2 separate regions of the Mus musculus genome follow, and region 2 is linked to region 1. The links are chromatin loops, found by intact Hi-C in ENCODE. Cell type or tissue: heart. All regions are shown on one strand. Each heading gives the region's core, and the rest is flanking DNA. Links, peaks and the distances in the headings are about the cores only.

Evidence for each region. A loop is a pair of places that touch in the nucleus more often than their neighbours do. Peaks named below come from ENCODE experiments on the same cell type or tissue, not always from the same donor. Only the 100,000 strongest peaks of a DNase experiment are listed, where the experiment ranks them.
Region 2: a loop joins it to region 1, with 5 times the contacts of the local background. A loop is called at or near these places in 27 of 42 quality-filtered maps.

The regions. Positions count from the first base shown.
Region 1 is chr3:105,888,143-105,904,930 of GRCm38, reverse strand. All of the region lies in intron 1 of Tmigd3 (transmembrane and immunoglobulin domain containing 3), which reads right to left. It overlaps Adora3 (adenosine A3 receptor), which reads right to left and starts at 510. Exons shown (of 2, transcript NM_009631.4): 1 at 1-510. The coding sequence starts at 131. In heart, for the core only: a CTCF peak has its summit at 11,737; DNase peaks (open chromatin) are centred at 9,470, 10,140, 10,770, 12,910 and 3 weaker places; H3K27ac peaks cover 2,921 bases.
Region 2 is chr3:105,763,867-105,780,654 of GRCm38, reverse strand. The region is part of intron 1 of Rap1a (RAS-related protein 1a); the gene reads left to right. Among named protein-coding and RNA genes, the nearest start is that of Rap1a, 29 kb to the left of the region's middle. In heart, for the core only: CTCF peaks have their summits at 8,934 (motif pointing left) and 11,974; no DNase peak of the experiment used is centred there.

The DNA.
Region 1 (16,788 bases), core at 5,863-13,862:
AGAGTGGGGTTCAGCTTGACCACCCAGATGACCAGCATGTTGCCCACAACGGCACAGAGCCCGATGGCAGCCTCCATGGTGATGTAGGTGATGTTCAGCCAGTCCGTCTCCGTGGTGTTGTCGGCTTCCATGCTGTCTCAGAAAAGCTTCAGGCGGAAGCTTCCGTGGCTCTTCAGCAGGTTGTGTATGGGCCAGTGGACCCAGCTCTTGTCAGACTTCTGCCCAGAAGTTAGAATGTCACAACAGTCCAGAGAACTCACAACTTGCTCATTCCTTCCGGTATGACTCTCTCTTAGAGACTCTTCTCAGAAAGGGCCTGTTACAGGACCATCAACCTCAGCCGCTTATCCCTGCCTTCCCATTAACCTGGAGGATGCAGGTCTCTGCAGCCAAATCCGAGAGGGCCACCGTTCTTACTTCCCCAGGCAAACAGAGTCAGGGCTTCTGCTGTCCCCTGGGCCCCAGAGAACTTTCGAGCTCCATCAAGATAAGCACTCCTCTTTAGAGTGTTTCAAGAAGTGAGATAGTCCAAGAGGAAGTACAGGAACCCTCTGAAGAAGAAGAAGAAAAAAAAGGATGGAAAGAGCACAGGAGGCTGGCCTGAGTCACATGGAGGCAGCTCCAAGAGGAGATTAGAGACAGGGTCTGTTAGTGACAGCTGACAGTTTCAGCTACAGGGAAGGCTAAGGCAGTGGGATTACAGGTTCAAGCCCTGCCTTGGTTACTGTGTTAAGGCCAGCCTAAGTAACCCAGTGTCTCAAAAAACAAAACAAAACAAAAATCCAAACCAATGAAAGAAAGAAAGAAAGAAAGAAAGAAAGAAAGAAAGAAAGAAAGAAAGAAAGAAAGAAAGAAAAAGAAAGAACCAACACTCAAAAGTCAGGATGTGGGGAGCCAAAGATATATTTCAGAAGTAGAATGATTGGCTGGCATCAGGCTCTGAGTACTGCCCCCACCACAACTGATATACAACACACACACACACACACACACACACACAAGTGGTGGGGAGAAACTAGAGATCATTCAGGGACCAGATGAGCTGTGGGTAGGATTGGGTAGAAGAGGTGGAAACACTAATCATGTAATATTTCCACCCTCAGCCTGCTTAACACAAAGATCTTGTGATAGAGACAATTGTGATGCACACTTTAATCCCAGGACTGGGGAGACAGAGGCAGGCAGATCTTTGTGAGTTTAAGGGCACTCAGATCTACCTAAAAAATTCAGGACACTCAGGGACAAAACTGAAAACAATTTTTACACACACACACACACACACACACACACACACTCACACACACACACACACTCACACACACACACACACACACACACACACACATACACACACACACACACACAGTGCAAGAGCAGCAGGCACACTTATCCACTGAGTCTTCTCTCCAGCCCTGGTGTTTACGTGGGGTGTTTTATTTTGTTTTGTTTTTGTTTTTGTTTTTTGTTTGTTTGTTGTTTTACGTTTCATCAGCCCCCCGAGTGGCCTTTCCTCTTACTTCTGCTGTAACTGCCTTCTTTCTGTCCTCTTCAGAGGGGAAGTTACAGAAAGCAATTTCTACCAAGAGGCAAGAAAGAGTCTTCCTTAACAAAAAGCAATTGCAATCTCGCTTTGTTGGTTCCTAGAAAAATCTCCATCATTTGCCACAGACAGAGAGGCAGGACAGGAGATCAAGCTTTCTTCTCTATTTAAGGCTTGTTGGTCAGGAAACGGGCAGCTTCTACATTAACAACAACAGAAACAAGGTGACGGTCCATGTTTTGTTACATTGAAAAGCAAGGTGGACAGGCTGGAGCGATGGCTCAGCTATAAAGAGCAGTGGATGCTCTTCCAGAGGACCATAACCACCACGGCTTCCCACCCAGGATTATGTTACTCCCAGAGGTTTCTGCGATGCCTTGGGTGCTTCTTCTCTTCGAAGGAGAAATGTCCGTTCTTTTTTGTTTTCTGAATAAACAGAGAGCACCAGTGTTCAAGGGCGAGTTTGAGGGGTGGAAGAGAAGTTTCCATATTCCCTCACTAGCTTGTCTTATGACCATGCTAAATATCTGTTCACTGGGGATTGAAATCCAAAAGGCAATCCAGGAGAGGGGGCAGAGAGACCAGGATAGACAGCCACCTCACACACCTGTTACCTCACTGGTACCCATGGACCCAGTCTCTCACATCTTCTGTTACCAGGTCCTGGTTCCTGATAATAGCTTTCGTTATGATTCCCAGGTTAGTGGGGTTTGAGCCTGTTCAGGCTCCTGCCATCTGCTTCTTTCACCGAAGCCATAAGCCCACAGCTCCCAGCAATTCCTGGCTCCGAAATTCCCTTTCACTTCTTCGCCTGTGCACACTCACTAGGTCTAGCAGGATCTCTTCCTTGCCCCCACCTAGAAAATAAAAAGGCTCCCCTCGAGGCAGTTCTCTAACAGGACCTTGAAGAAAACTTCCTATACCACCTGTGATGGTTTGGATATGCTTGGCCCAGGGAGTGGCACTATTAGAAGGTGTGGCCCTTTTGGAGTAGGTATGTCACGGTGAGTGTGGGCTTTAAGACCCTCATCCTTACTCCCTGGAAGCCAATATTCTGCTAGAAACCTTCAGATGAAGATGTAGAACTCTCAGCTTCTCTTGTACCATGCCTGCCTGGATGCTGCCATGATCCCACCTTGATAATGGACTGAACCTCTGAACCTGGAAGCCAGCCCCATTAAATGTTGTCTTTTATAAGACTTGCCTTGGTCATAGTGTCTGTTCCCAGCAATAAAACCCTAACTAAGACACCACCTCTCCCTCATGTGGATCCACCATGCCACCCTAACAGCCTCCTACCCAGACTCTATAGGCCTGCAGTTCCTGGAGACCCAACCAGAACTTTTCATTTTTACACCATGTTGCCTGGCTGGCCAGCAGTATACTATTGCTCAGTGAATGACTAGAGATGCTTCTTAGCATGCCAGGTGACAGAAACCTGGCACTGGGTACACAGCTACAGAAACCCTCAACTAGGACCTGTTAGGTACTCTCCAGGACACTCTGGTGTCCTGGAGTTTTATAACAAAATAACATTTTATTATTTGTGGTCTCATCCAATGTCTTCTGGAGAAAGTGACAATGCTTGTTAATGATAAGCAAGCAGAGGCGCCAAAGGGTAAATAAATTGGCCATGACAGCACAGTTAGGAAGTGACAAACTGACATTCAAACCCATATGGCTGGCTTCAGAGCCCCGTTTCTGAAAGGTAGCCCTTAGAAATGATGAACCACGATATGTACTTGTACTGTCACAAGTACAAGGAGCCCCTCTGTTTGATGTCACTATGTGATCAATATTAGGAAGAAATTAATACTGTAAAATGTGATGTTTAGGCCAACAAGATTGTGACACTAAAGCATACGTATGAAGCAGATTCAGTGCCTGCTCTGAGGTAGGAAGAGATGGTAGGACCAGAGAAAGGGCCACATAAGCAGGCCACTGGTGACATTTTGGATCTCACAGAAGACCATTTATAGGACCAGAGTGGGGGAGAAAAAAAGGTCTATTTAAGAAAGTTTTTAATAGTGAATTGAAGATAAGCTCGGATTTCCCTGCCATTTTTTTTTCCATCTGAGAGGAGGGGCACCATGAATTTCACTTCTACCGGCAGAGCCTGATTTCTACAAGGGAGACAAGGATGGACTCTGAGGAGTTTCCAGTCTGACAAAGTGACCCGAGTCCAGGAAAAGGCCTCCCAAGCTCTAGCCTGGAGCAGCACAGCACAGCTCAGCTATTGGCTGCATAGCATCCTGAAAAGGCTGACCAGAGAGAGGACACACATAGGCTCTTTTGCATCTTCTCAGAAAAGCCTAGATAACCTCAACTGCCAGTCTTTGACAGAAAAGTGTATTAGCAGGAGACCAAGGTTGGGGTTCCAGAACCCAGAATTACCCAAGCCACAGCCAAGACAGGATGTTAGGCAGCTGGGAGATGGAAACTGCTGCTTGGCTGCTCAGAGCTGACACGATGCTGTGGGCATACTTGCATAGACCCATGTCTACTCACTTCCTCTTGAAGTCATGACCACTTCCCTCAAAGCCTCATGCTTCTACAGACCTCGCTATGTGCCAGCGAACAGTGGGGCCTTAGAGACAGCCAGTGCTCAGAGTCATCTTTGAGGGTGTCTTCTCCTTGCCCCCTTTTTTATATGCTCCTTCCCCACTCTCTGTCAAAGTACCGGTAAGACCCTAAGACTTCAGGTGACTTCCCAAACTCACTGCTCTTCTTAGAGCTGGGCTGAGACCCTTTCAACTTACAAGGCCTGGGACTCTGAACGTGAAGAGTTCTCTAAAGTGAGTATCAGTAAAAATGAAAAGGATGGATAAAGACCCAAAACCCCAAGGTTCCTGTAACTTGGGTTACAGGAAATCCTGCTCAGGGAAAGGGAACTGCTTGTGACTAGGTGCCCAAACCTTAGCTACCATGATTCAACCACGCCCAAGTGAGCCAGGCCTCTAAGCCCAAGAGAAAGTCTAGCGCAGCAGTTCTCGGCCTGTGGGTCGCTAACCACAGATGACACCTTCACAGGGGTCACCTAAGGCCACCGGAAAACATACATATGATACATACCCTATGATTTATAAAAACATACATATGATAAATAAACATATGATACACACCTTATGATTTATAACAGTAACAATATGATTTATAACAGTAGCAAAATTAAAGTTTTGAAGTAACAATGAAAATAAATTTATGGTTGGGAGGGGTCGCCTCAACATTTGTATTGTATTAAAGGGAATTTTACTAATGGGCCGTGTTATGAGGAAGGGCTAGAGGATTCAGCTATCCCTAATACTCTTCCAGATTATAGGCTCTCAAAATATGTCTTTCAACTACCTGTGTCAGCTTGTGGTTTGAGTAGTTGAGGTCTGGCTAAGGGGCTATGCTCAGATGTGGCCACCAGGTGGCAGCACATTTCCACCGTCCTCTGAAACACAAGCTGCCGCTAAGGAGAGAAAATGGGGAGGGCTCAAAACTGGCCTCAGCCAACCACCTCGGACTTTGCAAGGGAGACCAGGAGCAAGGAGGGTAGGTAGGCTGCCTATGGTCAGTCCAATCTAGTCCCACATAATATTCTGATCCTCTGGACTCAAGAAGGCTGGCAAGGAGCATGAACAGCCTAACAAAAAAAGTTTTGCATTTTGCTCCACAAAGCAGGAACTCTCAGCAAATAGAGAAGGAATGTGCTTAAGTCTGTTCTGCTAAAGAGCATGTTCTACAGTGGAGACCAGCCCAGTCTGGTCTCCTGACTTAAGGACAGGGTGGATTCAGAAGGGGTCTGCTACCGTGTGATATCTGCCGTAAGTAGATCTCACCGGGTTGTGCATTGTTGGTCCTTCCCCCATGTCCTCCAATCCCCAACCCATCCTCCTGTAGGCACAGGGCCCTCTGGTCACTGTCCTGATCTTTTCAAAGCCCATAACTTATCCAAACGTCCTTGAGCCTCTTCATATCCCAGCCTCCTCATTCCAGCCTCAGGCCTTCAATTACCCACCCTGGTATTTTTTCACTCAAGTAGGGGACTCCCGCAGTCTCTGAAGTTCATCTCTGATTCCACACAGGTCAACTGTGAGTCCTGATGTCATTTTCAGTGACCTTTACGTAAGCACTAACTAGCACGTGCAGGAACGAACCCGGGATAGAGCACCGCCAGTCCTAGATGTGTATAGTGGGGCTGTGCCTTGGCCTGCTTCTTCTCAACCCACCCTACCCTTAGATGAATTGAGCACATTCTCCTGGAGAGAGCAAGAAACCAGCAACCTCTACCCCTTCGATGACACGTCTTCTCTTACTCTACAAGGTCCTTCTATCACGAGTGTGTGAACCCTGCCATTGACAGGGTGCTAAGTGACACAGCCCAGGCTCCTTGCTTGGCGTTTTATACCTGTCACTTATAATCGTGTGCCAAACTTAATCGTAAGTGCTGCTAACTCATTTCACTGGTGAGGAGACCACAGCCTGGTGCGAGGTGGCTTTCAGGGAGCAAGTGGCGGAGCTGGGATCTGAACCTGCATTAGTTACTTCTCAGATTTCTTTGACAAAATCTTGAACAAAGGTAACTTAAAGAAGGGAGGGAGGGAGGGAGGGAGGGAGGGAGGGAGGGAGGGAGGGAGGGAGGGAGGACAGTTACAGTCAACTACGATGGGTAAAGGCCAGAATCTGAGTCAACTATCTTAGCCCTTTCCAGTGAATCACACAAGAATAGGCCAACACCAATTATACCAAACATAAACTGTGACTGGGCAGAAGCTCTTCAGTGTGGAAGGGTGTGCATGATCCATGGGTTGGGCCAGCTACTGAGAACTACTGAGAACAGGATTTTTTTTTTCTTTCTTTTTTGCCAGTTTTCTGGTTTCTGGTTCCTCCTCTTAGGCTGTGGAGTAATGGAGGGCAGCCTGCCAATCCTCCCTCAACCTTCTCCACCCCACACCCCTGCATCTAGTCCATGGGCAGACAGCATCAGGAAACCACATTACTTTACTTCCCGCTGAAGGGTTCCCCCAATAACTTTATTTCCCTCGGCTTTTCATTAAAGCTATTGTTATACAGAGTCTGTCTCAGCATTTCATCACGGTTAAAGATACTACATTGTTATTGCTTATACTGAAGGTTTAAGAGACCTATTTCCCCGAGGAGGTTCTAGGAAGGATGTTGCTCTTCTAATACCTCTCCTGCTCTGTTCATTAGCTTGGTGGCGTAGGTTGTTCCTGGGCAGCCAGGAGCTCAGAGTGGGTCAGCACAAGCCAGGCTTGTCTCAGCAAAAAAAAGACTTTTCTAGAAAAGCTGCACGCATTGTCTCAACTTCAGGCTTCTAGTATCCTTTTTTAAATTATTTTTTTATTTTTATGTGTGTGCACACACTTGTGTGAAGGTGGCATAGAGACCAGAAGTCATCATCACTTGCATGCAGCTGGAGTTACAAGGCACTCAGAACCACCTGGTGTGAGTGCTGGTAACTGACATCAGGTCCTCTCAGAGAGTAGTGTCTCAGCGTTTCTATTGCTGTGAAGAGACACCATGACCACGGTAACTCTTTTTTGTTTTTTTAAATGTATTTATTTATTTTATATTTGTGAGTACACTGTAGCTTTACAGATGGTTGTGAGCCTTCATGTGGTTGTTGGGAATTGAACTTTTTAGGACCTCTGCTCGCTCCAGTCAACTTTGGTCACTCAGTCCCTGCTTGCTCCAGCCCAAAGATTTATTATTATACATAAGTACACAGTAGCTGTCTTCAGACACACCAGAAGAGGGCATCGGATCCCATTACAGATAGCTGTGAGCCACCGTGTGGTTGTTGGGATTTGAACTCAGGACCTTCGGAAGAGCAGTCAGTGCTCTTACCCTCTGAGCCATCTTACCAGCCTTATAAGCAACTCTTATAAGGAAAACATTTTACTGAGCAGGCTTACAGTTCAGAGGTTTTATCCATTATCATCATGGTAGGAAGCATGGTGGCACGTAGACAGACATAGTGCTGGAACAGTAACTGAGAATTCTACATCTAGATCAGCAGGCAGCAGGAAGAGACCATAAGCCACTAAACCTGGCTTGAGCTTCTGAGACAGTGACAGTTCCTCCAACAAGGCCACACCTCCTAATACTGCAACTCCCCTATGAACCTAAGGGAGCCATTTTTATTCAAACCATCACAAGTTGCCATTGCTCTTGTTTGTTTGTTTGTTTTAAAGATTTATTTATTATTATATGTAAGTACACTGTGTTTTTGTCTTCAGACACACCAGAAGAGGGCACTGGATCCCATTATAGATGGTTGTGAGCCACCATGTGGTTGCTGGGAATAGAACTGAGGACCTCTGGTAGAGGAGTCAGTGCTCTTAGCCGCTGAGCCATCTCTCCAGTCCGTGGCAAATGCTCTTAACCACTGAGTCAAATCTCCAGCCCTGGCTCCTGGTATCTTAGTTGTCATGCTCTGTTCTTTTATTATGAGCACATGCTTTTGGGAAGACTGCAAGTCACAAATAACGAGCACATAGAAGGAACTTTGGTGTTGCTTCCCATTCACCCATAGGGATTTGTGTAATTCTAAAAATAAAATACCCAGCCAGATGCATGCTTGGAATCCCAGAAGTTGGGAGGCTGAGGCAGCTTGATCTCTGTGAATTCAAAGCCAGAGCAGACTGCCAAGGTTACAAAGTGAGACCCTGTCTCTAGAAACAAGAAACAAAACATGGCAAAGCTGTCATTTTAATTGAGTATCTTGGAGAGGACTCAATAACAGAGCTTGGGGCACTGATGCCCAGAAGTATCCGGGATGGTGCCACCCACGGCACAGGCAGAACCCACTTACCATTGTATGTACAATCAACTCCCAAGAAGGATCAAAGGCGCTGGTGGGCAGCCAGTGGCCCCTCCCTCACTATGGATTCCATTTCAGCTTATGCTATCCTCTCTTTGAGCACTTTTATGCTACTTTGGAGTTAAATTGTTTCTCCCACTTCCTATTCAACTTTGGACCTCCAGGAGCCTCTTATAACACCTGGCAACATGGGAGACCTGTTTTATGTTGGAGCTGAATGCATATATTATTCCCAGGTCTGTCCCCACCCTACCCCCACACACATCCCACCCCAGCCCAAGAGGGTGCTAACCATGTCACTGTGTTGGGCAGAAGCTGAGAGGAACGAGAGGGTCCATTTTTTGTTTCTTTGTTGCATCTTTTCCCTGCAGTCTTTTGGGGTTATGTTACTCAGTCTGGTTAAGAGGCCCTTAGAGAGAATGCCTTACAAGACAGTTTGTGGCTTCTCTATGCTTGTTTACCACCACACGTCCATTCTCTCTTCAGTGTGATTTGTCTAATCTGATGCCATGGGCACCCTGTTTTCTGTGTTCCATGATCAGAGCTCTGTCATTTGTTCTTGGCCCTGTTCTTCTTGCTTTTTCTGTAGGGCTTAGAACTGTTCCTGGTGTTACACTCATCACTTTTCTTGTCCCAAATCAACATTCACAGTGAGATTTTAGAGCACAAGTGTGCTAGAAGTGGAATTGAACATGAGAGGAAACTGGTGCCCAAAGTGACTGGTTTGAGGTCAAAACCGGCTAGCCAGAACATTTAGCTCCTTGTTTATTCTGGTGCCCACCTCGCTGAGCCCACAGATGAACACCCTAGGACCACCCAACCAGACAGTGATCCACTGCATGTATGTGTCATGGCCAGTCTCCCTGCCCTGTCCATCCAGGTTGATGTGCCAGCCAGTCATATCACCTCTTACTGGAAGTTACCTTCCAGACCTTCAGCACTCAAACCTGTGCCAGAGTTCTCTGCCTCGGTGAGATTCCCGCATCGAACCACCTCCTGTCCCACTCCATGTACACACAGGGCTTCTGCCTCCAGGTGTCAGGCCTGTCCCACTGCATTTATGCCCTGAGGCCCAGCCCCGGGGAAGAAATCAAAATGGGCTGGCTGCCAGCGAGTGACTCAGACGTTGAACATGCCACGTCCTTCTTGCTTTGTGAGCTTTGTTTCTAAGCGGATAACCTTGGCCACATTGCCCAATCTCCCATGTCTTTAATTCCTCTTTGGTGAAGGAGGAAGATTATTCTTTGGGACCTGAAAGAAGTAAAAAACACCCAACATCTGGGGCAGGGTCTGGACCACTCTTAGAGTCCTGCACCCATGCTCTTCCTGTGGGCCTCATGGGCACCGGGCCAGTGACTCCTCATGAGGTGCTTGCTGGTTACTGAACCAACAGGAAGCGTCTCTATACCCACAGACCCTCTGTGAACCGTGAACTGCAGGCTGGCTGTGCCCCTGAGGTTGGAATGGTCTAGATGTGGCTTTCCTTGGCACCTTTCTCTCGTCTTTTGTTGAAGAAGCTTTTTGCTCCAAATCCTCTGTTGGTTTTCTGAGCTTCAGAAACTGGACTCACCCGAAGGCGATGGCAGGACGGCGATGACGTCTTCTCCTATCTTCTCTACTTGCCAGGAAGTGAGTGGCTTGACCGCATGAAGAAGCTTGTGCCAGGGTTCAGCTATGAGACCGCCCCCCTTCGTGAGCCCAGGCAGAGGCCAGCCTGGGGGGTCTGACTGCAGGCAGTTCCTAGACAGGCAGGATGGAGCACCCGCAGCCACAGGGGCCTCTCCGTTGCTGCAGGTGAAGCCTGGCTATCTCAAGAGCCCGCCCTATTCAGAACCATAACCACAGTTTCTGTGTCTTACCTGTCACTCATTCTGGAGGGCGTGGCAGAGCACTTGGCACTTTTCAAGGCTATAAAAAGGCCACCTTCTGGGCAGGGTGTGAAGGTTGATGAATATTATGGTCACCTCCTGCCAAAACAGCTGCTTGACAGACATGAAACGCACGGCACACAATTTACGATTTAATGCGCAGCCTATTCATTTGTGTCTGCACTTGATCCTGAATACCAAACACTTTCTAACCTTTCATTAACCTTGGAATAGATCCTGACTGTGAAGGGCCAAGGAACCAGAATGACTCTCCAGTCATTCCCGGGCCTCCAGGAGAATGGCTCTTTCTGACCTGAACCCTCCAGGATGACTCAACTGACCCACTCTGGGCCCTGCCAGATGGAAGCCAGATAGATGTTGTTTTGGTGGCCCCGGCTGCAGCAGAGGCCAGCAGAAGTCTAGGTCACTGCAGATGGTCCAGTCTCTGGTCCTTTCCAGCCCCCACCCCATCTCTATCTAGTTCCCATGACTGGGGCCTTTTGTGTCATCCTGAGGTTGGCACTCTCTCACTTCCCGACAAGAATGCTGGCTGTTGTTTCTGAGCAAATGGAACGAATGACCAAAGAGAACCCCAAGCAATCTGCAAACTGGAAACATCTGCAGGAGGCGAGGGCAGCTGCTGGCTGGGTGGGGCTCCAAGGAACTGCCGGAAGGTCAGCCTAAGGGAAGGTTGCTCCAGAAACCTAAGTCCAAGCAGGGGGCGTGTCCTTCTGGGAGAGGGAAAGTCAGTTTTCTTTAAGGGCATGGCCCCTGGAAGGTCAATCACACTACTGTGGGTGGATCCACACCCACTAATATATGGACATCGAGAACGGGTTATAAAAATAATTTTTTAAAGGACATGAAGTTAGGAGGGGTTGGGGGTGGGCGTATTCTTGGGAGGAGTTAGGGGAGGAGTAGGGAGTGAACATGATCAAATATGTTGTGTGTAAGGGTGTGTGTGAATGTATGTGACTGTATGAGTATATGAGTTTCTCTGTGTGAGTATGTGTCTGTGAGGGTATGTGACTATGTGAGTATGTGTATGTGAGTGTAAGTGTGTGTGATCCTCAAAGGATTAATAAACATTTTTAAAGGGTTACTTCACGACCCTCCTCACCTTCCACTTACAGAACTCCTTGCCTGGCCCTAACCAAGTCAAGGAGCTATGCTGTTGTTCTCCTAAATACCATTTAGATGTTAGATGTGGCAAAGCCGAAGTGGCTCTCATTTCACAGACCCAAAGAGGAAGCAGGTGCGATGACTGCCCTACCCACGGCAAGTAAGGGAGGGCGCAGGTAGGAGGGATGCATGGTCACGCACACACAACACCACATCACCTTCCGTAAAGGCTAAGTAGCTCGCCAGAGGCTTGGATAGCAGCTGCTGGAGTCAGGTGACACAAGGCCTGGAGCAGATCAACAATCCAGCTGCTGCTTTGAGAGCTGGATTTTCCTCACTTCTGCAGTAGCTGAGGTTGAGCGTCAGAAGCTTGGGCCCAACAGAAAGGTCGTGCAGAGCCAGCTCTTCGTCTGCAGGGGGAAATCTCAAAAACCCAACTATTTCTTGACATGGACTCTGAAGTGGAAAGAATTTTCTAAGCGTCACATGGGAGTTACTGTGGAAAGACACAGACTAGCTTATTTTGCCTGACTACACAAGGGCTACTCAACCAAGACTTCTACCTTCTGTGAGACCTGATCTGTGTTCTCTTGGGTCTTGGCAAGGAAGTACTAATTTCTAAACTATTCCCTCCCAGGCTTCAGCCTGCATGTATGATATGAGAGAGAGAGAGAGAGAGAGAGAGAGAGAGAGAGAGAGATCTTTGAAATCAGAAGAGGGTGTGGCTCTGTGTGATCCCTGATTAGAGCTGGGGACCATAGCAATCTCCTGAGAAGACTAAGGAGGGCCCTTCCGGGAGGTAACCAGAGGTTGAACGAGAAACCACAGACATGCATTATCGCAGGCAGCCATTGGGCACCAGCTGCACTTCAGGGCCTCCACCATATACTGAAGACAAGAGGAAGTGAGAGGGATCAACAGGAACTCGGTTGAGGCCGTCCCCCACCCCCAGGAGCTACCGAGATCTCCACTCGCCTCCTTTGATATGTACGGTGAAGAGACTGACTGGGACAGGTTGCTGATTCATCAGCACACAGTCTGAGGATGCTAGAAGTGCACCTAGCCAGACATCCTATCCTCCCCAGGAACTCAGAGAGACCTCGGAGACCACAGAGGGCAGCCCAGCCTGGTTCCAGAAAGGGGAGCTCTTCGGAGGACAGACCATTTGAGGACACAGTAGCACCCCTGTATTTATCTGGATACTACGGATCCGGTCAGAGGATTCCGAAGTGGATGCTGTGTGCTACCTACACACTCTGAGACTAAGCCTTAGGCCTGAAGCTGGGACTCCTCCACACTGTCCTGTCACGAGTCCATTGGGGGGTGGAGGGATTGCGTTCAGCCTGACCGAGTCGGCACCATTGGGCTCCCCACTCAGCCTTTGCCATTTGCCCATACAAAAACAGCTCTCACCTCCCACAGCCTGACAGGCTGTGCCAGAATAGGACTACCAAGGAAGCAGAGGACACAAGCCAAAAGGAAGTCACAAAGATCAGCTTAAAAATAACCCTCTCTTGTCTATCATGAGGAGGAGCTCTGAGGGAGATATAGCCCAGGGTAACAACAGAAAGGTCCCACAGCAAATCAGCAGAGGTTAGGCTTCAAGCACCACCCCCCAACCCACTTCCGCCAGCCAGCATCTGTTTCCTTTCCTATATTTAAACAACCAGGTTAGTGAACTTTTAGTGCTTTTTCTTTTTTCTTTCTTTTTTTTTTTTTTCTTTCTGGCCAGGGCAGAGCAGGACCTTTCACAGAACACATGGGCCATGTTGACACTTGAGGTCTTATAGCCTGTTTTGTTTTTTTTTTTTTTTTTCTGCTCAGTTTCTGTATATGTGGGACCCAAACATCCTGAGACAGCTTCCAGCCCCATTATTTTTGTGCCTCAAGAAGAAGAGCTGGAACGTGTGAGAACCAGAGGTGGAAGGATGGTGGGCAAGCAGCTGGGAGAGTCACCCAGATGCTGTCCTACTGTGGACAGTGCAGGGCACTTTTGATAATGGTTTGAATTTGAACTATGCTCTGACCAGTTCAATTTTTAAACCCTGGCTTCCCAGCTTTTGATGATAATTTGCAGGCGGTAGGAGAAGCCTGTTTAGCTTCAGGAAATGTGTCAGCATGGGTGGCCCTTTAAAGGTTTATACCAGCCAGGTCCCACTGGGTCACTGCTTCACTGTAAAGAACATTGCTCCTGCCAAAACCTCCCTGCTGCAATGGCCTGAAACCATGAGTCAGAACCACTGTTTGCGTCTTTAAGTTTTATTGTCTGGTATTGTGTTGAAAGGATGAGAAAAGTGACTGATGCATTTGTCTAAGACCAGGAGAGGCAAAGGGGTCCTGCAGGACACCAGAGATACAGACACTATCATCTGCACCAACCCCAAGTGCTGCCGGGACAGTCTCTTCACAGTTAGGCCCTCAAGACTCCACACTATTTCCAGCGTCATCATTCTCTCTCTGATAGAGCTGCATAAGGGAAGGCTACTGTGGTTCTCCAGTTTACAGCCTACGTTATTCAGGTTATGGTGGCTCTGTCTCACCACACACACATACACACATACACACACACACACACACACACACACACACCACCCTGTACTTGCTAGGAATTGTCTCAGGTCTCAGGAATCTTCTAGAACAGTGGTTCTCAACCTTCCTAATGCTGTATTCCTTTAATACAGTTCCTCATGTTGTACTGACCTCCCCTCATCATGAAATTATCTTGTTGCTATTGATAACTATGTTTGCTTCAGTTATGGATTGTAATGCAAACATCTGATATTTACTATGGTCTTAAGAAACCCTTGTGAAAGGGTCATTGGACCCCAAAGTGGATGAGTCCCACAGGTTAAGAATCCTAAAGATCTCTCCTTGTGGTGGGGAGGAATGCTGAGTAACCTAAGAGCCCATACTCCTTGTCTTTGGCCAGCAGGTCTCATACATCACTAAGAGATTCTCTCTCTGGATGACTCTGTGCTGCCTGACATTGCAGGGTGAGTTGACGGGACCCAGCAGCTATCGCTGCAGTAAAGCAGAAAGGCCCCTGCCAGCAGCCTTCTGCTCTCCTCTCCACATATCCAAGCTGCCAGCAGATAGAGGTTAGGCTTTCACACTTCCTTTCCCTGAACATAGAAACCTCCTAACTTGTTAATGTTCTGGAGATCTGCCCTGAGTTGAACATTACTGAATTTCAGCCCACAAAAACACAGGCCAGAGGGAGTGTTTCAAAAGCCCAGCTCTGCCCTTCTGCAGCTGCGTGATCTTCAGCAAGTGACTAACTATTGTGAGCCCATTTCCACAACTGTCAAATGAGATTCAAAGAGATACAGAGAGGTGTGAGAAGTCGTGGAGATGACATTTATGAACACCTGGCTCCTTTCCTGCAGGTCCTCTGATGGTTTCTACTGCTGGGTGGATTCTTTGCTTATTTGGTTGGAGTCCCTTTCATACTCTATATTAAATACTTTAGAGGCTCTTGTTGAAATCAGTGTTCTTCTGAGCTGACAAGATGGCTCAGCAGTAACAGCACTCACTGTCAAACCTAACAAGTGGAGTTTGCTCCCCAGAACCCACACCGTGGTAGAAGAGAACTGATCCCTGAAAGTTGTCCTCTAACCATTACACATGTGCTGTGGCACAAGTATGCCTACACACACACACAACTACAAGTAAATAACAAATGTTTTCTTAAAAACACTCCTCCTAGTGTTCTCCCTAACCACTTCTCTGCAAGAATAGCGAGTTATCAGTTGAATGCTTGCTATGCTATGCAGACTGGCCCTTCACATGCCTTAATGGATTTCCTACAAGACAGATATTATGATGGCCACTTTACAGGCAAGCAGGCTGAGTTAAATTATATATATCAGGCCCCAGAGCCTCCACTTGAAACCTTTTGGCTAGACCCAGGCTACAGTTGGATGGGCTGTAGTTACCACTGTTTATAGAGAATTTTCTGAGCTCTACCAAGAGGTGGGTGATCCTTTTTCAGAAGTTGGTTTGTGTGTGTGTGTGTGTGTGTGTGTGTGTGTGTGTGTGTGTGTGTGTGTGTGTTTCATTTTGTTTGTCTGTTTTATGTTTTTTAACCAAACCACACTAAACAGATCATTTACTAATGACAGCACTGTTAATTTGGCACCTACAAATCTTGTGTCAGACTCTAAATGCACTGCCCCTAAGCCAGGGATTTTTTGGTTTTCACTCCACTGTCAGTTTGGACGAAGTAACTTCTCATTGTGAGGGTCGATGTCTATTGTGTACTACTATGTTACTGGATATTAGCATCACCCATGCCTTCTACCCACTGAATACCAACAGCAGTCCCAACTCCCCAAATCATGACAATCCAAAATGCCTCCAAGTCTTGCCAAATATTTCAGGGTGGGGGTGCAAAGTCCCTACTGGGTGGAAAATGCTTGCTGCTTTGAACACAAAGTCTGAACTTTATAGAGGTTAGGCTGTTTTCCCAAGATCACAGAGGCTGGCAGGCACAGCAGAACCGAATCTGAACCAAGGCTTAAATGTTTACTCTGGAACCATGCTTTTAGTTCCTAAATAAAGAAAGCACAACCTTGATACCTCAATGTATTAAGCTGTCATTACAGCCTTGTGTCCCTTGTGCCTAAGATCTGGCCTGAGCATCCATCTATCCAACTTTTTTTTTTTTTTTTTTTTTTTTTTTTTAAGGATCACTATGAAGGTTAACATCTTGGGAAACAAGGACCATTCTTTTTTTTTTTTTTCCCCATAAACTGTGTTGTTTTTTTATTAGATATTTTCATCATTTACATTTCAGATGCTATTCCGAAAGTCCCCTTATACCCTCCACCTGCCCTACTCCCCAACCCACCCACTCCCACTTCCTGGCCCTGGCATTCCCCTGTACTAGGGCATATAATCTTCTCAAGACCAAGGGCCTCTCCTCCCATTGATGGCCAACTAGGCCATCCTCTGCTACATACGCAACTAGAGACATAAGCTCTGGGGGGGCGGGGTGTACTGGTTAGTTCATATTGTTATTTCTCCTATAGGGTTGCAGACCCCTTTAGCTCCTTGGGTACTTTCTCTAGCTCCTTCATTGGGGGCCCTGTGTTCCATCCAATAGATGACTGTGAACCTCCAATTCTGTATTTGCCAGGAACTGGCATAGCCTCACAAAAAAACAGCTATATCAGGGTCCTGTCAGCAAAATTCTTGTTGGCATATGCAATAGTGTCTGGGTTTAGTGATTGTATATGGGATGGATCCCCAGGTGGGACAGTCTCTGGATGGTCATTCCTTCTGTCTCAGCTCCAAACTTTGTCTCTGTAACTCCTTCCATGGATATTTTGTTCTCCCTTCTAAGAGGGAACGAAGTACCCACACTTTGGTCTTCCTTCTTCTTGAGTTTCATGAGTTTTGCAAATTGTATCTTGGGTATTCTAAGTTTC
Region 2 (16,788 bases), core at 5,101-13,100, 120 kb after region 1:
TAGAATAATACATACATTTAATAACTTTTTAGTTCCTGGCCATAATTCAGAATTCTAAAGCTACCACTGAGTTTGTTATCTGTATTATAAAGTACTTGTAAGCACAGTAAATAAATAAAAAGGCTGTGTATTCTTGAGGGTACCTGAAAGCAAAACGTATTGTCTTTTAATACCTTTTAATCTTTATTGATTGAAGAAGTATGAACTTATACATATAGTCTTTGATTTGGAATTTGTTTTGTTTCAAGATAGATGTATCCTTCCCTCTCTCTTCTGGTGAAGTATTTATTTTTGGCATCTTATACTGTTCTGTTTTGGTTTATTTATAGAGTTATTGATGTATTTCCTATACTTTCTTAAGGTTTACACTCTCATAAATCAACCTATACCAGAATAGGATTATCCTAGGTGATACTTCTGACTCAGTATTTTTTATACAATCTTAATGTAATTAATACTATGCTAGATTCAAGCAGGTTTCTTTATGGAACCTCTGTAAACATTTCAAGAAACTATATTTAAGTTTTTAAAAATGTTTTTAGCTTTTAAAAATATATTCATTTCTTTCAGATTCATTTCTCCTATATAAATTTAGCTACTTGTACAATTTTTAAATACTTTGAATGTTAGTTCTGATTATTTTAATAATTACCCATAATCTATCTTCCTTCCTTCTTTCCTCCTTTCCTCCCTTCCTTCCTTCCTCCCTTCCCTCCTTCCTTCCTTTTTTTCATTTTTGAAGCAGTGTCTCTTTATGTAGATAAGGGTGGTCCTTAACTCACAAGAGACCTAGCTGGTTCTGCTTCCTGACTGTTGGGACTAAAGGTGTGTGTCACTATGCCCCAGCCTGTGAAAGTCTTTTTAAAAGGACCCCCTCAAGTGCATTTTTAAAGCTGATCTCAGTGACACACACACACACACACACACACACACACACACACACACACACCTGTAATCCCAGCACTCAAGAGACACAGGTAATTAATTGTTCAGCCATCAGGAGAGAAACTTCCTCCTGTACCAGATGGGAACAGATAATAGAGACCTACAGCCAGACATTACAGAGTGAGAGACCTTGGGGCACTCAGCCCTAAATGGGATATCTCCATCAAATTCCTCTCCTCTGAGCTCAGGGAACCCTGCAGAAAAGGAGAAAGAAAGTGTAAGACCCAAGCAAACAAGGCCCTCTAAAGGAACATGAGCAAAGCTCATATGAACTCACAGAGACAAAAGCAGAATGCACAGTTCTGTACCAGGTCCTCAGTGATTATGTTATGGCTTCCAGTTTAGTGTTTTTATGGGATTACTGAGTGTGTGAACAAGTGGGTCTCTTTATTTTGTGCCTTCTCTTGGGCTTTTTCCTTTGTTGGTTTGTCTTGTCCAACTTCAATGTGCTTCAATGTGATAGGTTTTGTTTTATCGTTTTTTTTTTTTGTTGTTGTTGGTTTTTTTTTTTTTTGGTTTTTCGAGACAGGGTTTCTCTGTATAGCCCTGGCTGTCCTGGAACTCACTTTGTAGACCAGGCTGGCCTCGAACTCAGAAATCCACCTGCTTCTGCCTCCCAAGTGCTGGGATTAAAGGCGTGCGCCACCACCACCCGGCTTTTGTTTTATCTTATTATAAATTATTTTGTTATATATTTCTTTAAAATGAATAAATGAATGACAGGCAGGCAGGCAGGCAGACAGACAGACAGACCAACCGACCTAGTCACTAGGGTAAAGGTTAACAACTGAACTGTTGTAATCCTGCTGGGAGAGGGAAAATCAGTTTTCTCCAATGGAGTGACACTGGGTATATCAACCACTACAGAGAAGGCCTCATGTTCAGCATAGTTGACCAACATATAATGGACTCTACAGTTGGGTGTGTGTGTGTGTGTGTGTGTTTGTGTGTGTATTTGGTTACAGTTGGGTGTTATTTGTTTGGGTGTGGTGCTTTGTTTTCTTGGTTGTATGGTTGTAACGGGTTGGGTGGATAGGAAGGGGAGAGGATCTGGAGGGATTTGAGGGAGGGGAAGGATATGGTCAAAATATAAAGTTAAAAATTGTTTTAAATAACAAAAAGTATAATAAAAAAGAACTTTCAAATAAATTCACACACCAGGGTGGGGGAGGGGCAAGAGAAATGAAAGTTTGAGGCTAGCCATTAAGTAATGATCTTGCTATATTTTATTTAAAAGTGAGATTTTAATTACTCTTAGTGTTCTGGCATGTTCACACCTAGAATAAAGGCTGGTTGTACTAAATCTGCAATTCATGGTGTACACCTGCCCCTCCACAGTTCAGACAGGATTGCTCCCAAGTACTAGTAGATTTTCTTGGAATTAAGTGGTTACTAGGTTAATTAGGTTCATTTTAGAAAAACTGATCTTGGAACTAGAGAGATGGCTTTTTGGTTAAGAGCAAGCAGTGCTCTTCCAGAGGACCTGGGCTTGGTTCCCAGCATTCACACTGGGCAGTTCACAACTGCTTGTAACAAGAGCTCCGCGTTCATGACACCTCTGGCCTCAGCGGGAACCTGTGTCAGGTGCACATAACCACACACATTCACTTAGTTAAAACTAATAACAGTAAATCCTTTTGAAAAAAAGCCCATCTTGATTTGTATTAGTGCTGTTTATCAAAGTGAAAACAGCCCTTTCTCTGATAGTAGTTTTTTTTTTTTGTTTTGTTTTGTCTGGTTTTGCTTTTTTTTTCCCCCCCTTGGTTTTTCGAGATGGGGTTTCTCTGTGTAGCCCTGGCTGTCCTGGAACTCACTCTGTAGACCAGGCTGGCCTGGAACTCAGAAATCCGCCTGCCTCTGCCTCCCAAGCACTGGGATTAAAGGCGTGTGCCATCACCGCCCGGCTTGTTTTGCTTTTTGAGACAGGAGTCTCACTGTGTTGCCTTCAGCTCTCGTCTTCTGCCATGCCCTCTCAAGTCACTGAGGGCTTGCTACTCTGCTCGACTAGTAGTATCTTTTTAATGGAATGGTTATAAAAACCTAACATTTTAATTGTGAATTTATAGGCTGAGGTTTATTATTTAACCAAGTTGAAGATTTCATGCTTTGGCACAAGATACAGCTTTCATGAATTTTAAGTATTTACACAAAGCTGCTCTTTTATCTTAGCATCACAGTTACAAATGACAGCTTTTGCTTGAGAATTCATGCATTATGACTTCAGACCTCCCACCAAACCATGAGTAGCTTCACTATAGCTCTTACCCTGCTGACTGCCTACTTTGTTTCCTGAAGACCGAAGGTACAGTAAAATCGCAAACTAATTTAATAGATAGTGCATGAAAAGAAGATATACAATTTTAATTTAGTTTTGAGCTAAAATATGTGAAATAATACAAAAATTACAATGTATAATGGACATTTGTATTTTATAAAACTTAAAATATTTCCATTTTCTTACTCGTTTTCCATATATTCTTGCCTTATTAAGTATTGTGATGTCAGTACCCATAGGACTTTAATTAGTAATGGCCACATGATAACAAGGATTATTTAACGAGTCTTTCAGAGAATACATCTCCACTGCTTATAGAAATTGGGAGATTTCATTTTTATGTTTTGTACTCTTAACTAAAAGTAGATTGTCTTTCAGGAAAGTATCGAGTATTAGTAATATGTAGAAGCCCATTTTTTACTCTCATTCTTTTTGCCCTTTTAATAATAATTTCTCAGTTTAAGCACTAGAGCAATATGGAAAATTTTAAGTCAATTTAGAAAAGTTAATTTTTATGAAGTAATAAATTGCAGAAGCAGTAAATACAGATAATCAAAAAGTATAGAAGATTACAAGTAAAATAAAATGACTATTGATTTGTTATTTGTCCTGAGAGAAACTTCTATTAAAACATACATTTTTAAATTTTAATTATTATTATGAGTATTTTGCCTCATGTATGTCCATGCACTACATGTGTGCTGTGCCCAAAAAAGGGCATCAGATCTCCTGGGACTGCAGTTACAGATGGTTGTGAGCCACCATGTGGGTTCTGAGAATCAAGCCTGTTACTCAGGAAGAACAGACAATGCGCTTAGCCACTGAAACATCTCTCTGGCTTCCAAAATACGCATTTAAATATTTTGTAATTTTACTTTATTTTTTGGAAATGTAGGACAACAAATCAGGGTCTTGTGCATCCTAGGCAAGACCATGGCCTTTTAAGAGAGGGGTCCCCTATGTAGCTCAAACTGATTTCAAACCCAAGATCCTCCTTTCTTAGTTTCCAAAATGCTGAGGATACAAGCATGTGTCACCATCCTCAGCTAACAGCCTCTGTTTTAGCTTTGTATATTCACAAGCTTCTAAATTCAAGTATGAGCTGGGAATCTGGTGTAATGGTACATGGCACATGCCCAGGATCCCAGTATTTAGGAGGCAGGAAAAACACTTTGAACTATGAAATACATAGTGAGATCCTGTGTTTAAAAACAAAACAAAAATACAGATAAAGTGAAACACCAAAAAAAATAAATAAATAAAAATAAAATAAAACTTCAGGAAAGACAGTGATTAAGTCCATGGTACCATGGTTTTCTTTAGCAAGTTGTATGTAGATATAAATAGGCAAACATTTTTATAATGTTTGTAATTCTCTTTTTAAAAAAAAGTACCATTGCAAACTTGATTATTCCAGTTTTGGCTCATCTAAAGTTTATAATTTATTCAGGCACTGTACTGGCTGGTTTTGTGTCAACTTGACACAGACTGGGGTTATCACAGAGAAAGGAGCTTCAGTTGGGGAAGTACCTCCATGAGATCCAGCTGTGGGGTATTTTCTCAATTAGTGATCAAGGGGGAAAGGCCCCTTGTGGGTGGCACCATCTCTGGGCTGGTAATCTTGGTTCTATAAGAGAGCAGGCTGAGCAAGCCAGGGGAAGCAAGCCAGTAGAGAACATTCCTACATGGAGCTCTTGCTTTCTGACCTGCTTGAGTTCCAGTCCTGACTTCCTTGGTGATGAACAGCAGTGTGGAAGTGTAAGCTGAATAAACCCTTTCCTCCCCAGCTTGCTTCTTGGTCATGATGTTTGTGCAGGAATAGAAACCCTGACTAAAACAGGCACTATACAATGACTTTTAACAGTGGTCTCCCTAGGTTATTATATAGAGTGGAGAGGTTTGTATTAATAAGTAATGTGAATCATAACATTGTAACTCTACTGTTTGCGCACATGTTTGTGGCACACACACACAGGTGGGGGGACATGGAAGAAGAGGAAAAAGAAACTTATGAGTTAACATTTCATCTTCTGAGCTTCAGGGCTGGAGGAGGGTGGAGAGCGGGGAGGGAGAGGGCATGCACACCACAATTCAGCAGGAGACAGGAGGACTGGTGTCTATGAACTCATAGTATATAATAAGACTTGATAATGACAATAAGTGATTGTTACTGGTGTATGCTTCTTACATTCTACTCAGAAATTACATGTATGGAGTAGAAATGCAAAGCATTCTAGTTACACTTCCACTCAAAGACAAGTTGTCAAGTTTCTAGACTCTATCTGTGCTCTTCCTGCTTAACTTGTGTGTGTTTACTATAAAAGAAGATGCTATGTTTTGCTGGCAGCTGGTGAGCCTCATATATCTCTTGCTCACCTTAATTCTTGATTAATCATTTATCTTTGTCTGGTTTAATCTTTTATTTCATTCATCATAGTCCCAACACACACACACACACACACACACACACACACACACACACCTACCACTACCATTTAGCTAAGCTATTCAGTAGGTTATGCCATCTAGGGCATGGGCAAGTGCACTATGATGTTTCACAATGAAGACTCCTAGTGACTTAATTTCTCATATCCCTGCCCTTAAGTGACATGTGACTATACATTATTACAGGGAAAATCAACATCATTTGTGTAGTGCAAATTACAAGATGGCTGATAAGTCAGTATGATATTGAGGTTAACAACACAGTGTTAGAGCCAAACTGCTTGGATTATAATCATGATTCTATGATTTATGTCTGTTCTCATTGGTCAAGTTAGTTAATTTTATTACCTAATATAAGATGAAGATAATGGATCTCTACCTCATAGGAATGTTACAAGGATTGAAAACATAGTACACAAACAGTGTTCAAAACACTGTTTTGTACATGGTAAGTTGGCAATAAATAATAGTTACAGTCAATTTATTCTTTTGCAAGGGCTTACTGTATAGCTCAGCTGGCCTCCGGCTTGTGATTCTCCAGCCTCAGCCTTCCTCATACTGAAGACTGTACAACAGCACTCACCCTTTGTTCATTCTCTTTTCTTTCTATTTTAAATCATATTTTCTACCATTTCTACCTGTTTCTTGTCCATTTCCCCTGATAATATATTAATGCTTGCTTCAATAAATTAGACCAGGAAGTAGCAATTTTTCTCCATAAAAGGTAGCAGGTACTATATATTTTAGACTTTTAGGTCCATGGGGTCTCTTGAATATAGTCAACTTTCTATATCTGTACTTTCACCAACAGTGGGGTCAGAAACTTTCTGTAAGTTGTATCTTCTGAGAAACCTCAGTTTTTCTTCTTCAGGCCTTTGTGCAGTTTAGATGTTGCTTACCCACATTATTGAGGATAACATCTTAAAATGAACTGCCTGTAAATGTTAACCACACTTGCATAGTTACTGTAGAGCGGTACCAAGATGAGATTCCTGTTAGAATAACTGAGTACTGTAGCCTAGCCAGGTTGGTACGGCTCTCAAACAGTTCAGTAAATATTTATTCATCACAAAGATGAACAAGTGTTGGAAATGATGAATAATGAAAGCAGAAACATATGTTGGCTTGAAGGATAACAGAATAACAGAACTTAAGTTGAAATAAACAGGTAGAATCCCCAAGAGGAATTAGAATTAGGAATTAGGTATGTATGGGGTCCTTGACTTCACTGTGCAAGTGGTTTTCTTCTTATTTTTTTAAGGTGTACCATAGTCAAAATTAATGGGCTTTATCCATTAATTTTTCTTAAGATTAGCTTCCTGGGAAACTCATTGTAATGGCCTTACTTTGATTTTAGTTCATATTTCCTTTATTCAGTCCAGAGAAGGACACCTTGATTGACATTCACATCAAAACTGTATTTATGGAGATAAGGGTTGCTTTCCAATAGAGAATGAGAATACCGTTGTTGTCAAGAAAAGGGGCAAGAGGGACAATAGAGATTCAAAAATAATGTAACTAAATTCACCAGCTCTTGTTCCCACAGAGGGACAGGTGGTAAAGACCCAAACCAGGCCCAGAACATGTAAAATTCCACAAGCTCAGATAATGAGTTGAGGTCTTCACAGACATCATTGAAACTTGAAACTTTTGGGCCTTCTAATCTTTACAGAAATTATTCCTGTGCTTTAAAAGCAAAGATTTTTGTTCTGTATTCATTTAAGTTGTGTTTCTTATATTTCCTAAAGTGCATATTTGACTAACAACGGATAGAGAGAGGATATAATGTAGTACGTGAGGAACGTAGGCGAGGGTCCCCAGTCGCCAGCTACATTCTGAACACGTGGTTTTGGCTTGCATTAGAAGATGACTTGAGAGGCGTAAGTTTGTACAGTGACGAAAATCAAGCCCCTTACCTCTTCCTTCAGTTGGCCAGCCTCCCTATGTACTACTAATTCTCCTCTGAGTTTTCTTTGGGGAAGTCTGTTAAGAAGTGATGAGGGCCTTTATGAACACAGTGGAAATAGAGACAAAAAAGAGTAAATGGTTGAAAACAGTGTTTTAGAAAATGAAATTTGTAGAAGTAGCTTAGCTACCAGTCTCACAGATTGTAAGTTTTCTAGCTTTCAGGACTTGCAGAAATACGAAGGACAAGTAAAGAGGATGGCATCTGATGTGAGGACAGGTTCATGAGACTTGAGGACAAAAGATGATAGTGACCAGATTTGGTATATCAAGGTAACTCAGGCAGAAAGACAGACACTGCATATTCTTTCTTTTTGTGGATCCTAGCTCTGGAGATAGGTTTGAATACTGAGGAATTTTTCCTTATCAATTGTGAGTGTGTGTCTAATGTACATAACATTATTAGTCTCTCTAATTCGTACTGTGTTGAGAATTTGCTCTTCAGTGAAAATAGCTGCCCTATTTAGTGTCCAGGTCTAAGTTTACATATAAATTCCTTTGTAATCCTTATTCTTAAGATATATATATATAGTAACAATGTTAATATTTAGTAACAATAGTTTCCATTTTGTAGAGCTTATGTTTGTATGCTTAAACTTTGTCATTTAATATGAAAGTAATCTTGGTAATTTAGGGTTTATTCTCATATACTACATTTTATTTTTTAAATATATCTTAATTACTTTTTTAAAGTAGATATTTGCTTTTCCCATAATTATGACTATTCATAATTTTAATTACTTTTTATGAGTTTTTTTTTTACTTTCAGAGACCTTCATTTGAATGTTTTTTAAAAACATTTATTTTATGTTTATTTATTGCATATATGTATATACATGCTGCGTGAATGTCAGGGTAACTCTCTGGAATCAGCTGTGGTCCCAGAATGGAATTCAGTCAGGTTGTTAGGCTCAGTGACAAGTGTCTTCACCTGCTGAGCCATCTCACTGTCCCAGGGTGTGGATATCTGTGACCCTTGCCCACTGCTTTTCAGCACACTGGTATCAAATTCAAGGTCTTGTGTTCTACTTTCTCAATCTAATTTTCTCTAACCTACCACAGTAGGATCTCCTCACACATTCTAGATAAGCATTCATTCTATAACCAAGCTAATTTCCCAGACTGCTATCTAATATTTCTTTAGTTGAAAGAAAGATACAGTTCATTAAGAACTCTGGAGAGTTGGTTCAGTAGTTAAGAGTATTGGCTGCTTTTCCAGAGGACCCAGGTTCAATTCCCACACCCACATGACAGCTGACAATCACCCTTCTCTCCATTCCTAGGGGATCTGATGCCCTCTTGTGGCCTCTGCATTCACTGCACAAAGTGCACAGTCTAACATGCTAACTCAATGTACTTAAATAAATAAAAACAACTTTTTTTAAGAACTAGAATTAAAGAGATAGAACTGTGATTAAGAGATATTTTCATCAAGCAGGTTTTTCCCAGTGTTCACATTTTATTTCTAGTCATAAACACTTCTAACCAAAATGTTCTACTCAGTAATTTTCATGGTTAAATGTCTTAAGAACTTGCTCAGAATCACATTTTCTAAGAGGCTTTCATTGATGCCTGCAAACAGTCTCTTATTTTCTAGATTTGATGTAAACAATCGGGAATAATGAAAGTGAAGGTAGGGATAGTTGGTTATGTTGATGAAGATAAGTAGAGCTGAATAATTACAAATTATTTCCTGGTGCCATTTTTACCAACAGACAGTATTTCAAATATTTAATGTATTCTGTTTAGCAAGAATGGTAGCACATTTTCAAGCATTTTTTAGATCTGAAAACAGATCTAAAGTCATTGGTTTGGGCTTTATTTAAAGAATTCAGCCATCGTGAACAAAGAAACCTACTGAAACAGGACCAATTTTGAATTTTTAAGATAGCAGATAAAATTGATAATGAGAGTGAATCTATGAAGGAAGTATTGCCTTGTAGATCAGCCTGTTCTATTCTATTGGGTTCTGCTTATTGAGTCCCTTTTTTTTTTTTTTTTTTTTTTTTTTTTTAATTACCTTCTGGTCATTGGATAAGGAATGAAAGTGAAAGCACACATATTTTTTTCTTGCTTTATGTTTTTGCTGTGCTCATACTGTAGAAAATGATACATGATAAACACACTATTAACTTTACTAGTCCATAGGAAAGCTAGCATTTTAGATAGAGTTTAAGGTAAGCCTGCAAGTACCAGTCTTGTTCTTGGCTTCTGATTCTGGTTCCATAGATTATTGTGGGTGGTCGTTGGTAAAATACTTTTCCTTCCTGACAGCCCTACTTTTCCTCTCTCCTTCCCTCTCTCCCTCCCTCCCTCCCTCCCTCCCTCCCTCCCTCCCTCCCTCCCTCCCTCTGTCCTTCCTTTCTTATTGCCTTTTGAGACAAGATTTTACTCTGTAGCTAAAAGCTGTAACTCAAGCTGGTCTCAAACTGTGTCTCAGTGTCTCAGTTGCTGGAATTTCGTGAGGCTCCACTTCACACTGCTTTCTAACTTTACACTTTTTAGCTGTAAAATATGAAAATGTCATTAAAAAGGTGCACTCTTGTTATTTGTGGATTGGGTAGGACTGGAGATTGTTTTGTGTGTGCCTGTTTGTGGACACCAGAGGACAACCTCTAGTGGTTTTCTTGGGCTGCGGTCCACTTTTTTTTCCTTCAGTCAGGGTTGTTTGCTGCCTGGAACTCACCATTTAGGTTAGCCTTAGGAAAAATCTGTTTCCACTTCCCTACCGCTGGATCTATACATGTGAGCCACCAGGCATGCCCACATTCACACATGCACTTACACACACACAAACAGCACACACACACACTGATGGTTGGTTTTGTTGTTGTGGGAACTTTTGTTTTTATGAGTTCTGGAGCTTAAACTCAAGCCCTTGCGCTTGCAGATAAACCATTTTATTAATTGGGTAATAGACTCAAGTCTCTGGGCCAGCATTTTTTTTTGTTAAAGATTTATTTATTTGTTTAATATATATGAATACACTATAGCTGTCTTCAGACACACCAGAAGAGGGCATCAGATCCCATTACAGATGGTTGTGAGCCACCATGTGGTTGCTGGGAACTGAACTCAGGACCTCTGGAAGAAGAGCTGGTGCTCTTAACCACTGAGCCATCTCTCCAACCCTAGCAATTCTTATGTTAAGAGGAATAAGTCATTCTTGGGGAGACAAGCACTTCATTTTCTTACCCATACATGAATATAATCAACTGGGTTTACTAGTGGCTGAGAGTATAATGGTGGCTTCCCAGAGACTGGAGGAGTGGAGTATAGAGAAGGACAGAGTGTGGTAAATTAATGGTACAATGTTACAGCTAAACAGGAAGCCAAGGTATTCCAGACTGTAGATAATGACAGTGTGTTTTAAAAGCTAAAGAAAGAGATTTAAATGTTCTCATCACAGAGATAACAAACATTTGAAGAAGTAGTACACATTGAAACACCACATGGCATCTCTCAAATAGGAACAATTTTTACGAGTCAGTTAGATGACTCATAAATTAGGGTCGTGCAGATAAATTATCATGGTCTATGTAAAGTCCCTTTATTTTCTTATTGGTGATCAATACTTTGCTACTGATTATGATTTTGTATATGAAGTAATTGGTTGCTTCTCATAAAAGTTTTAATAGGCAGTTAATATTTAAAGAATCTAGGAAACAGTATTCCTCTTTTCCTAGAATGAACTAAATATTTAAAAGAGTGATTATTGTCTTAGATTCCTATGAGCTGGGCATTGGTTTGGATGCTTTTAATTAGACTTAATTAGTCTTCATACCATTCAGTATCTGAAACCAGTTTGCTGATTTTTATTCCTCTATTAGAAGGGCTTTAAAAAAATCACTGTCATGTTCTTTGATGTCATTAGGACTCAAGAAAAATAATTGTTATGACTATGAAGACCCAGAGGACTCTTGTTTATACTTATTTTGTACTTACTTTAATTATACTTCCTTTATATATACTTACTTTAATTATAAAAATTTGGTTTATACTTACTTTATACTTATATTTACTTTAATTATAAAAATTTGGTCTTGGTTTACAATTCTTCCTGCATTGTATATGAGTGATGGTGCATCTCACTTGATCTTGAGTTCTGTGAAAGGCAGCCCAGATAGCATCACTGAGAAAGAGCTGCTTCAGAGTAGAAAGCTAACTGCCATTTCTTCGTTTTCACTCTGCTGTATCACAGCTTCTGTGCATAGTCACTTCCTACAAAGATTTAATCTTTGTCGAGCAGTTTTGAGGTTCACGGCAAAGCTGGGCACACAATACAAAGGTTCTCACATGCTGGCTGCACCTCTTCCTCCGTTCACAGCAGTGCCCAGGAGAGCCACTAGGCTGGTGGATGAGCACATGGCACATCATTATCACTGAGTGACACACTGCACGATGATCATCTTCTTTCCATGGGTTTGAACAAACGTGTAAATGATAATGTTGTTTGTACATGATAGTACTATATTGAGGAATGTCAATGCTCTAAAATGTGCCAGACTCCCCCTTTTATTTGTTTTGATTGTATATAAAGTAAGAAAAAAACAGTAAGTTCTTTCACATTGTATTACTACACTTTTCACCTTATGGCTTTAAGATTCAGAAATACTTGATTTCAGCAGGTTTTCAAATTTTATGATGTTTAACAATTAATTGACTATAAGTAAAATTTTGAATCACAAAATCTGCTCTGTATAGTGTGTGCATATCTTGTGTGTGTATGTGCACACATATGTGAAGGGCAGAGACATCCTTGGGCACCCTACAACTTCTCCAAATATGCTAGACAAGCTGGCCCTCCAGCTTTTAAGGCTCAGCCATCTCCACTTCCCAACTTGCTGTCAAAGGACTACAGGTGTTCTCCACCATGTCCTGCTTTTGACTTGTGAGTGTTCTAGGAACCCACACTCAGGTCCTCAGACTTTCCAGGCAGGAGCTTTACTGATTCAGCTGTCTCCTCAACTATGTCTTAGAACACTCTTAGACAAGTGACTCACGGTAGTTGCTTTTTGTCTTCCCCTATCTCTTTTCTGTTATTTTTGGGATAGGATCTTATTAGTATTATAGGTATATGCCACACTGTGCCCTGGTGAACTGTCCAATTTGAAAAACAAAAGTGATTTTGTACTTACAGAAGGAATTTTCAAAACTACCGTGCATTATGTCATATAATTCCTGTAGTGAGCTGCATATATATTTTTACACATTTCTTAAATTAATATATAGTTACATTACTTTCTCTCTTCCTGTTTCTCCAGCATATCTCAAGTCGTCTCCTCTTTCCATTCCCCTACTCTCAAATTAATAGCCTCCTTGTCTTTTTATTGTCATTGTTATACATGTATATATATAATCTTGTACACACACACACATATATACACAAGTGTATGCAAATACAAATGTATACATACAATCTGCTGAGCCTGTTTTTGGTGTTTGTATGTATATGGTTTCAGGGCTGACCTTGTTGTATTTGGATAACCAATTAGGAGGCTATCTTAGTTACTATTCTACTGTTGTGAACAGACACCTTGACCAAGGCAACTCTTAGAAAAGGAAGTGTTTACCTGGGGGCTTGCTTACAGTCTTAGAAGGTAGGTGTTTTACCTGCATCTATGCCTGTGTAAGGATGACAGATCCCCTGGAACTTGTGTTACAGTTGTGAGCTGCCATGTGGGTGCTAGGAACTGAACCTGAGTTCTTTGGAAGAACAAATGACTTAACAAGCTGTAGGAAATTGGCTAGGTTACTAGTGCAAGACATGATTTTCCTCCTGTTGAATTGACCTTAAGTCCACTTAGCAGTTGGTTACCACCAAGGTGTGTGTGCCATCTATTGCCCCTCTAGTGGAGTGCTGTCTCGGCTTCTTTGGTGGCTCATAGGTACCACAGCTGAGCAGGACTACTTGCTTTCCTTCCTAGGCAGCTTGCATAGCTTGTATTTTCAGGTCTGGAAGCTAGACTGTAAGAAGGAGGCTTTCAGGTTATCTAATCCAAGTCCTGTGTCCAAAGTATGCAGTGTCTCATTCACAATATGCAAAAACCTCAAAGAATACAAAAAACAAAGAATCTCAAGAAATAAATAACCCAATTAAAAAGTGACTAGGAATCTAAATAGGATTTTTCAATAGAAGAAATATAGTTAAGAAATACCACAAAAAGAAATAACTTCATGGGGGCTGGAGAGATGGCTCAGTGGTTAAGAGCACTGACTGAAGGTCCTGAGTTCAAATCCCAGCAACCACATGGTGGCTCACAGCCATCTGTAATGAGATCTGACACCCTCTTCTGATGTGTCTGGAGACAGCTACAGTATACTTAGATATAATAATAAATTAATTAATCTTTAAAGAAAAAAAGACATAACTTCATTATCCTTAGCAGTTAGGGAAATGCAAATCAACAGATTTGAGATGTCATCTTATCCCACTCAGAATGACTAGCTAGATCAGCAGAACAACTGACAGCAAGTGCTGGGGAGGCTGTGGGGAAAGGGAAAGCCTCACTCCCTGTTGGTGGGTGTGCAGATTGATACGGCCACTCTGGAAGTCAGCGTGGGGAATCCTTAAGAAGCTAAAAATAATCTACCATGTGACCCAGCTATACCACTCTCTGGCAGATACCCAAAGAACTGGACACCCTACTCCAGAGCTACTTGCTCAGCAGTGTTCATTGTTGCCCTATTCAGAATAACTAGGAAATGGAAACAACATAAATGTCCCTCAGTAGATGAATTTATAATAAAAACATGTGGTACATCTACACAGTAGAATACTATTTAGCTGTAAGGAAAAATGGAATCATGAAATTTGTAGGTAAGTGGATAGACCTAGGAAAAATTACATTGAGTGAAGTAACCCAGACCTGGAAAGAAAAAACAAAACAAAACACTACATGTTCTTTCTCATCTATAGTTCTTAGCTCCAAATCCAAATATAGAACATGGAATAACCACAGAAACCAGGAAAGTAGAGAGAGACCATGGCAGGAGTGCCTGGCAGAATAGCAGGATACAAGTGATATGAAACAGGAAACAAAAATGGAAGGGGGGGTCTAAAGACTGAACTCTCTTGGTGGCAATCTTAGAGGTCCTGTTGGTGTGTGTGTGTGTGCTTGAAACATAAAAGTTTTGAATTTTGATGTCCAGTTTTTTTTTCCCTTTTAGTGGTTGTGTTTCAAGTGTCATGCCTCCAAAGTTATTGCTAACCCGTGTCATGCAGTTTCTATCTGTGTTTTCTTCCATGGAACTTTACTTAAGCTATATCGTTTAGAGTGTGAGCCCCATTTGGTCAGTTTTAATATACAAAATGGGATCATTCGTTTTTTACATGTACATCTGGTTTCCTGGCACTGTTTATTGAAAAATTGTCCTTTCCTGACTGTCTCCTGTAAAACATAATTTGGCTGTGTTTGTGAAGATTTATTTCTGAGGTCCCTATTTTCTACAATTCCTCTATATATTCATTTCTACACTGTTAAGAACATGAGGTTCTTAATAGATGTGGGGGTGCCTGCCTCTAGTCTCAGCACTTGGGAGGCACTGAGGCTGAAAGATGGCTTCTAGTCTACATAGTGAGTTTCATTCCAGCCAGAGATACATAAAAAGACCCTGCCTCGTATACTCATATAACAGCAAAATACTAACTTCTCCTTTAATTTCTTTTTTAAAACTTGGAATAGTAGAAATATATTGTTTCCAAATATTTGGAGATTCTCATATCTTTGCTACTGATTCTAAATTTGATTCTATCAGTTAGGATATATTTTGCTCCATGCAGTTAATTTTTTTATTATATATATTAAGTACGCAGCTTAATATTATACATATTAAGTACACAGTTTCTTAAAAGACTAAAGATCATAATGTCTAGAACTGAGAAAATAAGTAAATAAAGTTATATAAAAGAACAAACATAAAGACTTGTTATATATTCAGAAAACTGACTTTTTTAAAGTTCACTTATTTAAAAATATTGATACAGGATGTAAGCCATTAACTATTGCTTCACTGCCTTAAAGAACAATTTTATTAGTGCTGCTTATGTGGAGAGACGAAAACTACTCATGTGACTATCATGTCTTAGTGACACAATTCAATGGGGGCATTTTTATATTATGGAAAAGATAACAAGTTTAAGTATTGATCATTTTAGAAATACTGCCTAAACATTTAAATATACATTCCTTCCCCAATCTATTCTAATACAGTTTATGGACTATTAAGTCAAGCTTCAGAAGTTAAACTTTTAGCATTGATATAGTCAAGCTGTAAAAGGAACTGAGACTGGATTCTGACAGTTTTTCTTTCTTACATAGAGCACTATCTATTAGAAATGAGGATGTTAACTATTCCACACTGGAATCAGTTTCAAAGATGAGGCCAGGAAACCATGAAATGGATTGAAAAGGGATGAAAAGTGATGGGGAAGAGGAGCAGGCTCACCACAGCAGAGCATAGCAATTTCGTGGAAAACAAAAGGCATTTTGTATGGATTAAATTCCCTTACATTTATTGAGACTTGTATTTATAGTATAGAGTATTTACTCTGTTGGTAAATTTTTATATCCCCTGAAAAACAATATATATTCTATTGTTGTTGGTGGAATATTCTCTGAGTGTGGGTCAACCCTGTCCTTACTGGCTTTGCCTATTAGATCTGTCAGTTACTGACAGGTGCTATCATCTGTCAGTACAGTACTATTATTATAAGCAAATGTGAGAGATTTGTTTCTGTTCTCCTTGTTTATACATTTTGGTATGTTGTGTATTCATTTCCAGCAAATGTTATTTGTTAGATCAGCAAAAGGAAAAGTGAAGTTTATGGTTTAAACCATTGTCATTTCTAAAGAATCTCACAGTTCTTGCAAGGTAGGCCTGTTGATGACAAATCTGTTCAGTTGTTGTTTGTAGAAGTCTTTTCTCCCTCATTTTGAAGGATAATTGACCTAGATACACAATTATATTGCGGCAGATTTTGTCTGAATGATTTAAACATTTTGCTTTATATCCTTTTTTGTGGTTGGAAGAAAATTCTGATGTAATTCTTATCTTAGCTCCTCCTCCCTCTGGCTCTTTTGGCCATTTTACTCTTTGTTTTATTTTCTTGCTGTCTGAGTATCTGCCCAAGTAGATGTTTTTATGTTCACTCTACT